Linked DNA regions of Homo sapiens: all the other regions are linked to region 4. Evidence: chromatin contacts called from ENCODE Hi-C or POLR2A ChIA-PET data. All regions are on one chromosome and are shown on one strand. The core of a region is the stretch at or near the end of the contact, and the rest is flanking DNA. Distances in the headings are between cores, read along the strand shown. Region 1 holds the start of PSORS1C3 (psoriasis susceptibility 1 candidate 3). Region 2 overlaps HCG27 (HLA complex group 27). Region 3 holds the start of TCF19 (transcription factor 19). Region 4 holds the start of PPP1R10 (protein phosphatase 1 regulatory subunit 10).

Region 1 (2,744 bases), core at 124-2,623, 570 kb after region 4:
ACACCTTGCACATAAACTGTTTTTTTTTTTAAATAGTACTCAGGAGGCCTTATTACTTTTAAATTACACAATATTTTTTGCATAAATTTTTTTATAACATTTTTTCTTTCACGACTTTCGCCGACAATTCTTCAACATGTCTCAACTTTCTGACTTATTACAAACATTTTTTTTTCTTTAAACAACCAGTTAATTTATTTCAGGACAAGAATTTACCATATAACACTCTTTTTACATAAATTCTGCCTCCCCCGCTTTTTTTTTTTAAAGTGAACTTTTTTTTTGTCTTTGGACTAGACTGTCTAAGGCCACAAGATTAGAAGTTACCATAATACATGTTATACTGTTAATTTTTAGCAAACTTCACTTTTGTTGAAAACCTTGTAAGTTTGGGATTTCAATTATCCTTTGCTATTAATAAGACCTTGTTTAGTCTAAATTAACTTAGAATTGGTATAGATGGCCTTTTTTTCTCTCTGCTGGTCTTTCCTTGCCTCTGCCAGATGCTTATGCTACTGTTCTCTTAACTACTGTAGGGGGAAGGGGGTCTAAAACCAGCTGTAACTGTCTATGTACAGAAACTGGTCTGGATGCCTTGGCTTACAGGTTACTTTGTGTCATACCTTTGAAACAAGGGACCTGTCCAGGCTTCCTTCTGATGGCCAACCCACCTCTAATGCTGGCCAGTCTATTTCACAAGTTCTAAGTTTTCCTGGTGTCACAGTAACATCGTAATCTCCCTTAAATTCTTTCTTGAAAAAAAATTTTTTTTAACATAGTTCCTAGTGGGGTGGGCTTATTTGTGCCTGACCCATGCTTCTTCGAGACAAAACACCACGCTCACACCACACGTGCACTACAAAACAAAAAAACAGGGCACACACACTTTTGCAGTTTACACCAAACCAAAATCAGAGTATCCAAAAACCCAAGCCAGGTCAAAACCAAAACCAAAACCAAAGTATCACACAATCTAAGTCAAGTCAAAACCAGAATAAAAGTGCCAGTACAGGCACACCATGGGTGATCAGGCCATGCTTCCACTCAGATGGAGTGGGGCAAGTTCCAAAGACTAGTCTTACCAAGTTTCAGATGTCCGGACTCCAAGTGCCAGTTCCTTCCCAGTGTTCAGCCAGTGTGTTAATCCTCCTCGGGGGCCTGCTACGTGCTGCTCTGGCGAGGCGTTCCACCCGGGGAATTTCCTACCCGGGAGCGCTCTTTGGATCGCGTCACTCAGGCTGGCCAGAGTCCACCGCAGGGATGCTCCACAGGGCAGGCCTAAGCCACCCAAGGGGCTGCCTTGGCCGTCCGTCAGTTACCTCGCTTCCTGTTCAGGGAACCAAGAAATGTAGCAGGACGAGCCCCAGACAAAACCTTTCAGACACCGAGTTGTAGAAGGAAGGGCTTTATTCAGCTGCGAGCATCGGCAAGCTACTGCCTTAAAATCCAAACTCCCTGAATGCACAATTTCTGTCCCTTTTAAGGTCTCACAACACTAAAGATTTCACATGAAAGTGTCGTGATTGATTTGAGTACGCAGGTGGTACGTGACAGGGGCTGCATGCACTGGTGGTCAGAGAGAAACAGAACAGGGCAGGGAGTGTCACAATGTTCTTCTATACAATGTCTGGAATCTAGGAATAACATCGCGTTCTAAGTCATGGGTTGATTTTTAACTACTGGGTTTAGGCCAGGCAGGCCCAGGCCTGGTTTCGGGCCTGGCGCCAGGCTGCCTGTCTTTGGTTTTACTTCCTTGTTTTTTCTTAAAACAGGTACTGAGTATAAAGCAATATAAAACAATACGAAAGGGTCTCTCTCTTCCCTCAAAGGGAATAGGCTGCTGTGGAGAAAGGTAAATAAATGGTGGAAAGAATTACATGGGGGATTAACTAATCTGTATACCAAATCCCCATGACAGGCAATTTACTTCTATAACAAACCTGCTCATGTAAAAGGTTTTTGGCCGGGCATGGTGGCTCACGCCTGTAATCCCAGCACTTTGGGAGGCTGAGGTGGGTGGATCACTTGAGGTCAGTAGTTTAAGACAAGCCTGGCCAACATGGTGAAACTCCATCTCTACTAAAAATACGAAAATTAGCTGGGCATGGTGGCACGCACCCGTAGTCCCAGCTACTCGGGAGGCTGAGGAAAGGGAATGGCTTGAACCTGGGAGGGGGAGGTTGCAGTGAGTCGAGATCATGCCACTGCACTCCAGGCTGGGTGACAGAGTGAGACTGTGTCTCAAAAAAAAAAAAAAAAAAAAGCAAAAAGTTTTTAAAAGAAAATAGTGGAAAGACAGAGACCCTAGAAGAGGGAGAAGGCCTAAGGCAATTTCTTCTTCCTCTCTTCCCCATCATTCTTTCAGCCACTGTGGAGAGAGGGAGAGTACGGGGTGCAGGGTAGATGAGAGTAGACAATTCTGATTATTTGAGGAGGGTTTGTGGTTTAGGAAGTGAGCTTCTCACCGATTTTATTTATTTATTTTGAGACGGAGTCTCACTCTGTCACCCAGGCTGGAGTGAGATCTCAGCTCACTGCAACCTCCACCTCCCGGGTTCAAGTGATTCTCCTGCCTCAGCCTCACGAGTAGCTGGGACTACAGGCATGCACCACCATGCCTGGCTAATTTTTTGTATTTTTAGTAGAGATGGGGATTTCACCATGTTGGCCAGGCTGGTCTCAAATTTCTGACCTCAGGTGATCTGCCCACCTCGGCCTCCCAGAGTGCTGGGATTACAGGCGTG
Region 2 (2,878 bases), core at 211-2,710, 590 kb after region 4:
GGCTCCTCAGTGTGACTGGGTGAAGTGTTTTCAGAGGACCAGGGTTGAGGTTGGGGGCATCTCATCCAGACCCTGCCGGCATCTGCCCCAGAACCCAAGGGCCCCTCCTTCCTCCCTCCTCAATGGAAATGCTGGAGATGTCCTCAGTCACCCTCTGAGCACTCACACATCACCCCTTATTTGGAAATTTTTCTCACTCTAACCTTCCTTCCTGCCGCACCTTCTGCCCCATCCCCAGGCTCTGGCCTCTCTCTCTCCTCTTCTACCCTTTAGCAGGTAATGACTCAGTTCCCACTGAGGAGCCAGCTGTAGGTGAGAGTTTGGGCTCTCGGTGAGGTTGGGAGAAGGAAAAGGCTTATGGGCCAGGGGGTGGGAGGGAGAATGGGCACAGCCAGAGCAGAGTGGAAGGGTTGGGGGAGGCGATAAAGACAGATGTTTCCGTATTACCATTTTTCTTTCATGGTCCGAGGGAGCTGCCCTTCCCCCAAGCCCAGGAAAGTGAAAAGAGAAGCAGGAACAGTAAAATACTCCACAGGAAAGAAAAATCTTAGTGATCCCTCCTGCTGTCTCTTTCCTTTTGCCTATTCTGGCAAATTTTGTAAGTGAAATTTGTTACCAAGATGTGAAAATCTTATAAGAAAGTCTCTAAATATTTGAGAATAAAATTATCAATGTCTCAGCTCTGCAGGCTGAAAAAACGGAGGCTTTACAAAATAAAATCATGCTTGGAAAACTTCTCCTCTGAGGGATGTCAAAGGCTGCACTGAATAAGCTCTAAGGTGGTGCTGAAATGAGTCATTTATTTGCCTGTGTAAGCTCAGGCAGGTGTTGGAATTGAGGAAGTATAGGTAATGAAAAAAGTAAACATGTCCTCGGGACATAGCGACTGGTGATGACCACACAATCAACACAATAAACTCTAGCATTCACATTGTAGTCCAGCTCATTCAAGCAAAGCTATCTCCAATAGGGAGTTTACCCTGTACAGAACACGTGCATTTCCACCTGTTCTCAGACTGACCCTTTGCTCATCACAATAGTGAAAAAAAACACAGCCCTGGGTGGAGATTTAAGATGCTAATGAGTCATGAGATGTATGAACAAGCATGTACAGCTACTGCACACGTGCACCCAGAAGACCGCCCAGAACATGCTTGCTAGTAACACCTCTTCCCACCCACCTCCTGTGAATAATCATGTAAGACTCCCATAAAGGGAGTTTCTCCAGCAGTGATCAATGCTGTCTCATCCTTAGGAGCAGCCCACCCTGAATCCTCTCAGGGTGTACAGTTTATTTTGCACTTAACTTTCAAAATAATATTTTTCCTTTGTAATAAATTGCTTTGTACTTCATCTCCTTTGCTGCGTGTTTCTTGTTTAAATTCTTTTAAATGAAGAAGTCAAGAACCAAGGTATTACAACAGCCGTCAACATTTCCGGTGCCATGACTCAGAGGTTTGTCTGCTTCGTTGGTTTCAGTTTCCCTTCACTACTGGTGAGTACTATGGCAGCCAGAGACCCCTGATTGACTATCACTGCTTTCCCCAGATCTATTAAGGTTTTGGGGGAGGACCTTTTAACTCACTCACATTCTTTGAGCAACTAATTGTGATTGCTTTCCATTTGGCTGCTGCTTTTACAGTGTTTACAATTACCTTATTTGGATGGAACGCCCTGATTATTCAGCCTTGGGACTTTTGCTGCTTCTGTTTCACTTTTTGTTTTGCTGTTCCTCCCAGGACTGCACCTGATCTGTACTTACTGGCTATTGTAACTTTTTTTTTTTTTTTTTTTTTGAGACAAGAGTCTCACTCTGTCACCCAGACTGGAGTGCAGTGGCTCTATCTCGGCTCACTGCAACCTCCACCTCCTGGGCTCAAGCGATTCTCCTGCCTCAGCCTCCCAAGTAGCTGGGATTACAGGCGTGCACCATCACGCCCGGCTAATTTTTGTATTTTCAATAGAGTCGGGGTCTCACCATACTGGCTCAGCTGGTCTCGAACTCCTGACCTTATGATCAGCCCACCTTGGCCTCCCAAAGTGCTGGGATTACAGACATGAGCCACCGCGCCCAGCACTTGTTTGTTAATCAAGTAATCTCTTCAAAGATTTTTGTTCACCTTGAGGGACACATTAGATCTACTTTTGCCAACAGTCCCCATTCCTCCAGGCTCTGTGTGTTCTGAGACTCCTCTGAGTCTCAGAGGAGTGTGTTCTGAACGTCTCCTCTGAGAACAGGAGACGTTCCAAGAGGCCATCCATGTTGAGTGCAGGATGTGTGGCCACATGGATGTGTAGTCATGGGGACTATAACCAGGCATTCCAAGCATGATGACTGGACATTAAAAATGGCAGATCAGTGAAATAAGGAAGGGCTTGTTGGTGAGACATCCAGGCTCCCCGGCTGGCAGCAGAGATCACTTCAGTTCAGCTTGGAGACGTCCAGCACCAGTGAGACCTAGAATGGTGCATGGCAAATGCCCATGACCTCCTAGGGCCTCAGTTTCATGGGGATTCAAGGGAACACCCTGGACTCCATCGTCCGGCTTAGCTCACAGGGATGCCGATGACCTCCTGGATTTTGGTACATGTTTCTGTGGTTGCAGGATTCTCTTGTTACCTAGAAAGCCACCTCCTCTACTGTCACTGAAACACCTCTAGGGTATATACTAAACATTGGAATATTTTGAAACTGTATAAATTAAAAGATAATAGGTGGGTGCGATGGCTTACACCTGTAATCTCAGCACTTTGCGAGGCCGAGGTGGGCAGATCACCTGAGGTTGGGATTTTGAGACCAGCCTGACCAACATGGAGAAACCCCATCTCTACTAAAAATACAAAATTAGCTGGGCATGGCGGCACATTCCTGTAATCC
Region 3 (2,700 bases), core at 87-2,586, 540 kb after region 4:
CTTGCTTGTCTCAACCTGGTTCCTCATGGAACCCAAGCAACTATCAAGTGGAGAGAATTTACTGAAAGAGACAGACTGAGAGGGGCTCTGAGGCTTTACTCATACTTTCAGGATTCTGGGCAGTGCCTCTACCCTCCTCCTTAAGTTTCTATGGTCCCTGCTGCTCCTGGCCAGAGGTGAGAAAGGAGGTACACAGTGCAGGGGTCTTGAGCGCCATCTCCAGAGTTCTCTCCATGGCTCAGCAAGGCCTGAGGGAAGCCCATCCAGACACCAGCAGGCCATGACTCTTGGGTCCTTCCCTGTTAAAGTGCTGGCCCAAGGCCTGGCCCCAGCTGAATGTGGCCACATGCAGGGCTAGACCCTCCCCAAGACCTTGGGAATCCAGGCCGCCTAGATCCCCAGGCAGAAAAGCCAGCGTCCTGACATCTTATTCAAATCTTTCCTGCGGCTGTTCTCTCAGCTTCTCTCTACTATCCCCTTAGCTTCCATGCCTGCTGCCCGCCTCCTCTTTCTCGAGTCCTAACACATAGTGGGCACTTTAAGATCTTCCTCCCACCCTCCCACCCTCATTAATCTATTTTTTACCCGAATCTGGGATCCCTACTCCCGTCCCTTTTTACAACCTAATCTACCTTTTTCTGAAGGAATTATTCTGGTCCTGACCCTCACCCCCATCTCTCAATAGCCTGCCCTCGCCCCCTGTACGCTAGCCGGCTCTACTCTCCCACCACTGCTCCCCTAGATACCCGAGGCTTCACCCAGTTAGCCCGTGAGCTCTAAGGCTGTTCTGATCTCTTCATCTGTCCCTTCACCTGGCCCCTGTACCCCCTTCCCCTTTGGACCCCTTGAACCCTCCCAGGACCCCCGCTCAGCCCCTTCCCGCCCCCAACCGACTCTTCCCGAACGTCCCTTACCAACCGCGAGAGCCCCCTACTGCGCTTTGGCCACACCCCCTACGCCTCGCTCCCGGCCCCGCCTCTGCCCCTGACCGCGCCTGCGCAAGGCGGGCGCCCTAAAGTCCTATTTCACTCTGTTGGGAGGAGGGGGAAAGGTGTACGCAGGCGCAGTGGCGTCTAAATTTGGGCCCACTAAATGCGTCGGAGCATCTCCGCGCCCAGGCGGCTCCTCCTCACTGCGGCAACCCGGGAAAACTTGTGAACTAATCAGAAAAAGTGGAAGGCGGGAGATCTTGGGGCGCTGTCCAATGGCGCGGAAGAGAACACATGAGCTGGCCAATCGGGAACGGCACGGGGGCGGGCTCGCTCGGCGCGAAGTTCGGGCCCGGGAATTCCGAAGGAGGGGTAGGCGCTGCCCGCGCGCAGAGGCCGCGCCCCTCCTGGCCCCGGCTTCTTGGCTGTCAAACAGATGCAGCAACGTCGGCTCCTGCCGAGGAGCCCAAGGGGTCCCGGGATCCGCCGCACAGGCTGGCACTGCTTGAAGAGGAGGCTACTCGGAGACTGCGCCGCGCGGGTAGATCCGAAACGGGGCTGGGGCGGAGTGGGAAAAGGCCGGGTATGCCTTGCATGATCGCGGGGAGCTCCTTCCTGTTTTTATCCCACCTAGAGAAGCCGGGAAGTAGGGGTTTAGGTCCAATTTGTTGGAGTACTTAAGGACTCGTTTGCACTTTCTTTTGGGGGATGACAGTGGATTCATTGCCCTCGGAGGTTCAACCAGTTATGAGTGAGGGATTGGCCAGAAGATCGGGGCGCAGGCAAGCAGGAGTGCTCTATTAGGATAAGCAAGTTTGACAGGAAGAAGCTACTCTTCTCCGAATTACACAGAGGTGATGTGTTCGTATTGCACGTAGACGTGTGTATAACAGGACCTCCTTCCCCGCGCCCCGCCACCCCGACACACACAGGAGCTGCCTAAAGTATCCTTGCCTTGCAGATTGGAGGCTCCCCAAATATTTTGCGATCTGAGGATCCAGCTCAAGTGAGGTGCCATAGGACGTGTTCCTGAGTTTGCATTGCACGGAGACCTTCCTGGAATTTTTCATTTGCAAGTCGGCTTAACCAATTTTGCATTGAGTCCTAGGCTGCTTGCACTCTGAATTTGGGCTATTCAGGTAGTGTGCTCAAAGTTGAAACCGCATACAGCACAACTCAAGTTTGCATCAGACTGGGAAGCGAACTTAAGCCAGCGGTGCGTGGCCCAGGAGTGGGAAAGGAAATGGATGCCTGAAGTGGAAGAGGTGGTGCAGAGGGGGCACCGCCCATGCTGCCCTGCTTCCAACTGCTGCGCATAGGGGGCGGCAGGGGCGGTGATCTCTACACCTTCCACCCCCCCGCCGGGGCTGGCTGCACCTATCGCTTGGGCCACAGGGCCGACCTGTGTGATGTGGCCCTGCGGCCCCAGCAGGAGCCTGGCCTCATCTCTGGGATCCACGCCGAACTGCATGCCGAGCCCCGGGGTGATGACTGGAGGGTCAGCCTGGAAGACCACAGCAGCCAAGGTGAGCATTAAGCAGGGCAGCTTTGCCCCTGGGTGGTTGAAGCGCCAGGCTGGAATGAGTAAGGTCTCCACAAGACCCTGCTGCCTGCCTCCCATACTCCCATCAGATTGGATGGATGGTCGTGGTCCAGACCTTCATCTTCCCACCAGAAGTGTGCACAGTCAGAAGCTCTCTGCCAGACTGACCCTTTTTGGTCCCGTTTAGCTCATACAGGACCTGGGATATCATCAGAAAGATATCACAGT
Region 4 (2,700 bases), core at 42-2,541:
GCTATTACTTCTCTCTGCCCATCTCCTTACCCTGCAATCTTTATGTACAGATTGCTTATTAATCTGGCAAATTGAAAGGCACCCTGCTTGTCTCACACACAAAGAAGTGGTACTTCTGGGCCACAAGATCCACCATCTCTTGTATGTGAGCTCATTAACCCTTTTGAAGACTGCTGCTAACCAGAGGAAGGTAACCATTCCTCCTTATATAAACACATATGGCTTTGGCAGTCTGGAAATTGGCTGGATTACCAAGGGTTAACCATCAAAATCCTCACTTGCTGGCCCTCCCTCCACCCTCTCTTTGCCTGCAGCAAGGCAGGGAAGAGATAGGTGGTAGGGGAGAGAGAACAAGACTGTTTAGACCCACAGGCCCTTTTTAATGGAGATTAAGTGACCAGATTGGTCCTTCTCCAGTTCTCTATTTGTTCTATGGTCTCATTTCTTCCTCTCATTATTTTTGGTTTCACAACGGGAAACGTTGATTTCTTGTTGCAAGGCTGGTTTTTGAAAATTCGACACTTACTATCCAATTTTTTTGCGACGTCAGCACCTCGGGCTCAGGGGGGAGGGGGTAAAATTTTGGAGGAAAAAAAATAAAACAACCAACCAGGACCCAAAACTCAATTATTTAGGGGGCCTCATTGGATCAAAAAGTCTTTTAAAAAATAAAGGCCAACTCAGTATTCATTTCCCCCCCACCCAACTCCATTTAGGGAGGGGGGTCGCAGAAAAAAGTTCTGAGTGGATTCAAAAAAGTAAACGCTGGATGAGTGAATTTGGGTGGTTTGGGAAGGGAGGGTGGTTGATTATTTTTGAAGTTATGTAGTGACGGTCCTTCGGCCACAGATTTCAAGTCCCAAGCAGCGTGGGCTGGTGGGGTGGGCAAGATAGGTGGGAAGGGGCAGAAGACACAAGTGGTTGGGCTGGTGGCTGCTGTTTTCCCTTTCCCCCCTCTCTCAGGATCCTTTCAAGGGCTTAGATGTTGCTGCGGCTTGTTTCTGTTTTCCTCGTGGCCGGCCTGTCTTTCTCCGAGAAAATTCAAACCTGGGATAAAAGGAACACAAGGGAGAAAGATGTAATCAGTACGGGTTGCTTCAAAACACTCACAAATGCCATCTTTGTTGTCCCCAAACAAACCTGTGTCCCATCCTGATCGCAACCGCTTTAAGCCGTGGCTCTCAAATGAACCCATCCATCCCTATCCCGCTTCCCAGATCCAACGCTCTCCGCAAAATTTTACCCACTAGACGACAAAGTAGGCAAACTTACCTCTAAACGAACCCCAGAATGGCGGCCGCCCGCTCGGGTGGAGTCTTTTATACCCGGACGCCGCCCAACGCGCCCAAACGTGCTAGTGAAACGCCCTTGTCGCGAGACATTATACGCGAGGCGTGAACTCATTGGTCAACCCAAATGACAACTCGCCAACTGATTGGCTACTCTCACTTCACCTTTGCTCCGCCCCTTTCCCTGGCACTCTCTTCCGCCTCCTTCCTGCCTCCCTGTCGCGTGCGCGTGACCAGGAGCCTAGCACCTCCCTTTCCTCTGCTTCCGCCACTTCCGCCCTGGAGAACATTTCTCACCCAGGATTGGTAGAAACCTAAGAGCGCATGCGCACTGAGAGGATACCGCTAAAAATCGCCTTCAAAATTGCTTAAAAGGCAAACTTTAACAATGCGATCTAAGAGTCGTAGTGACTGGCCAAAAAAAACCGCAATTTTGGGGTCTAATTCGATTGTGACGCAGTTGAAATTAGCTTCTCCCCCATGCCTTCCCTTTCACGCTTCCGTCCTGACGCAAACGTGGGGCCGCCTTCCGCACTGCGGGCTTGTCCTTGGCCCTGCCCTACTCAGTTTCCTGAAGCATGCGCAGTTGCCTTTCCGTCAATTCCTGTCCTGGGCGTACGTCAAGATGGCGGCGTCTGTATTAAACACCGTGCTGAGGCGGCTTCCTATGCTATCTCTCTTCCGAGGTTCTCACAGAGTTCAGGTAACTCTTCGAAAGACATTTTGCACAACCTCAAGTTGGTTATACCTTCTCGAGGTTGTCGCTCCACTGTCAGGAATCCACGAGTGGAGACCTTCCCACGTGTGTCTTAGCTGTCTAGGCAGTACTTCCTGCAACCCCCCCCCCACACCCCGCGCATTTTCTAATCCCGAGCCGAGGACTAAACGCCAGGGTTAGGTATCATCCTTTTTCCAAAATGCCATTTCAGTAAAATAACTTAAGTGATGGAATTGACCCCTGTCCACCCTCAGTCATGCATAACCAGCTTTTTAAAAATTATTTAACTAATTAAGGGGCCATGCTAATCTCTGTATCGTTGCAATTTTAGCATAACATATGTACTCCCCAAGCGAGCGCCACAACCAGCTGTTAACTATGCAAGTGGTGACTAAATCTGTGTTGCTCTGGAATGTCCTTGGGGAAATTAGGGATCCCAATTTCTACCAACCTTGCTATTTCTCAATAAGGTCAGGATATATTCTTACGACCTGAGGACAGTTTCTCAGCTCTCTTTATTAAATCAGTTTCTTATCGGAGTTATGAGAGCTTAACTCCGTCCTTTGAATTGAGGTTTCCCTCCAGTCTTGTGTACTCACCTCTCTGGAGGTTCTTGGTGGGGCACGGTGAGATAGGAAGGCTTGCCCAGCTGCCACTCCCTAAAGTGGGACTGAAGAGTGGTGACAGAGGTCA

What was found. A loop is a pair of places that touch in the nucleus more often than their neighbours do. ChIA-PET counts read pairs that join two places held with the same protein, here RNA polymerase II (POLR2A). Pooled maps may share reads with other maps.
Region 1: a pooled map shows a loop between it and region 4 (3-fold over the local background). The contact joins the promoter of PSORS1C3 here to the promoter of PPP1R10 in region 4. A Hi-C loop is called at or near these places in 1 of 168 maps with a recorded cell type or tissue (naive thymus-derived CD4-positive, alpha-beta T cell), 1 of 37 single-sample maps with no recorded cell type and 10 of 50 pooled maps. POLR2A ChIA-PET finds 5 or more read pairs at or near these places in 7 of 52 experiments (BJ, CD4-positive, alpha-beta T cell, CD8-positive, alpha-beta T cell and 4 more).
Region 2: a map of OCI-LY7 shows a loop between it and region 4 (8-fold over the local background). The contact joins the enhancer-like site here to the promoter of PPP1R10 in region 4. A Hi-C loop is called at or near these places in 2 of 168 maps with a recorded cell type or tissue (OCI-LY7 and naive thymus-derived CD4-positive, alpha-beta T cell), 1 of 37 single-sample maps with no recorded cell type and 13 of 50 pooled maps. POLR2A ChIA-PET finds 5 or more read pairs at or near these places in 4 of 52 experiments (CD4-positive, alpha-beta T cell, CD8-positive, alpha-beta T cell, HEK293T and 1 more).
Region 3: a map of B cell shows a loop between it and region 4 (22-fold over the local background). The contact joins the promoter of TCF19 here to the promoter of PPP1R10 in region 4. A Hi-C loop is called at or near these places in 4 of 168 maps with a recorded cell type or tissue (B cell, CD4-positive, alpha-beta memory T cell and naive thymus-derived CD4-positive, alpha-beta T cell), 2 of 37 single-sample maps with no recorded cell type and 9 of 50 pooled maps. POLR2A ChIA-PET finds 5 or more read pairs at or near these places in 11 of 52 experiments (CD4-positive, alpha-beta T cell, GM12878, H1 and 8 more).

The regions. Positions count from the first base shown.
Region 1 is chr6:31,184,944-31,187,687 of GRCh38, forward strand. PSORS1C3 (psoriasis susceptibility 1 candidate 3) reads right to left here and starts at 1,374. Exons shown (of 3, transcript NR_152839.1): 1 at 1,083-1,374. RefSeq lists enhancers at 707-1,296, 1,297-1,884.
Region 2 is chr6:31,202,616-31,205,493 of GRCh38, forward strand. It overlaps HCG27 (HLA complex group 27), which reads left to right. Exons shown (of 2, transcript NR_026791.1): 2 at 1-1,353. Among named protein-coding and RNA genes, the nearest start is that of HCG27, 6.3 kb to the left of the region's middle. RefSeq lists enhancers at 1-421, 580-1,300, 1,301-2,020, 2,021-2,740, 2,741-2,878. Within about 2 kb of position 1,461, at least 33 of the 41 ENCODE cell types and tissues checked have a DNase peak (open chromatin) inside an H3K27ac peak, as active enhancers do; they include CD4-positive, alpha-beta T cell, CD8-positive, alpha-beta T cell and OCI-LY7, where a contact is called at or near this core.
Region 3 is chr6:31,157,253-31,159,952 of GRCh38, forward strand. It overlaps TCF19 (transcription factor 19), which reads left to right and starts at 1,337. Exons shown (of 4, transcript NM_007109.3): 1 at 1,337-1,470; 2 at 1,645-2,455. The coding sequence starts at 2,218. It overlaps CCHCR1 (coiled-coil alpha-helical rod protein 1), which reads right to left and starts at 550. Exons shown (of 18, transcript NM_001105564.2): 1 at 133-550. The coding sequence starts at 348. RefSeq lists enhancers at 1-291, 292-792 and a silencer at 2,016-2,199.
Region 4 is chr6:30,615,952-30,618,651 of GRCh38, forward strand. PPP1R10 (protein phosphatase 1 regulatory subunit 10) reads right to left here and starts at 1,292. Exons shown (of 20, transcript NM_002714.4): 1 at 1,273-1,292; 2 at 527-1,047. It overlaps MRPS18B (mitochondrial ribosomal protein S18B), which reads left to right and starts at 1,889. Exons shown (of 7, transcript NM_014046.4): 1 at 1,889-1,992. The coding sequence starts at 1,915. RefSeq lists an enhancer at 1,550-2,118.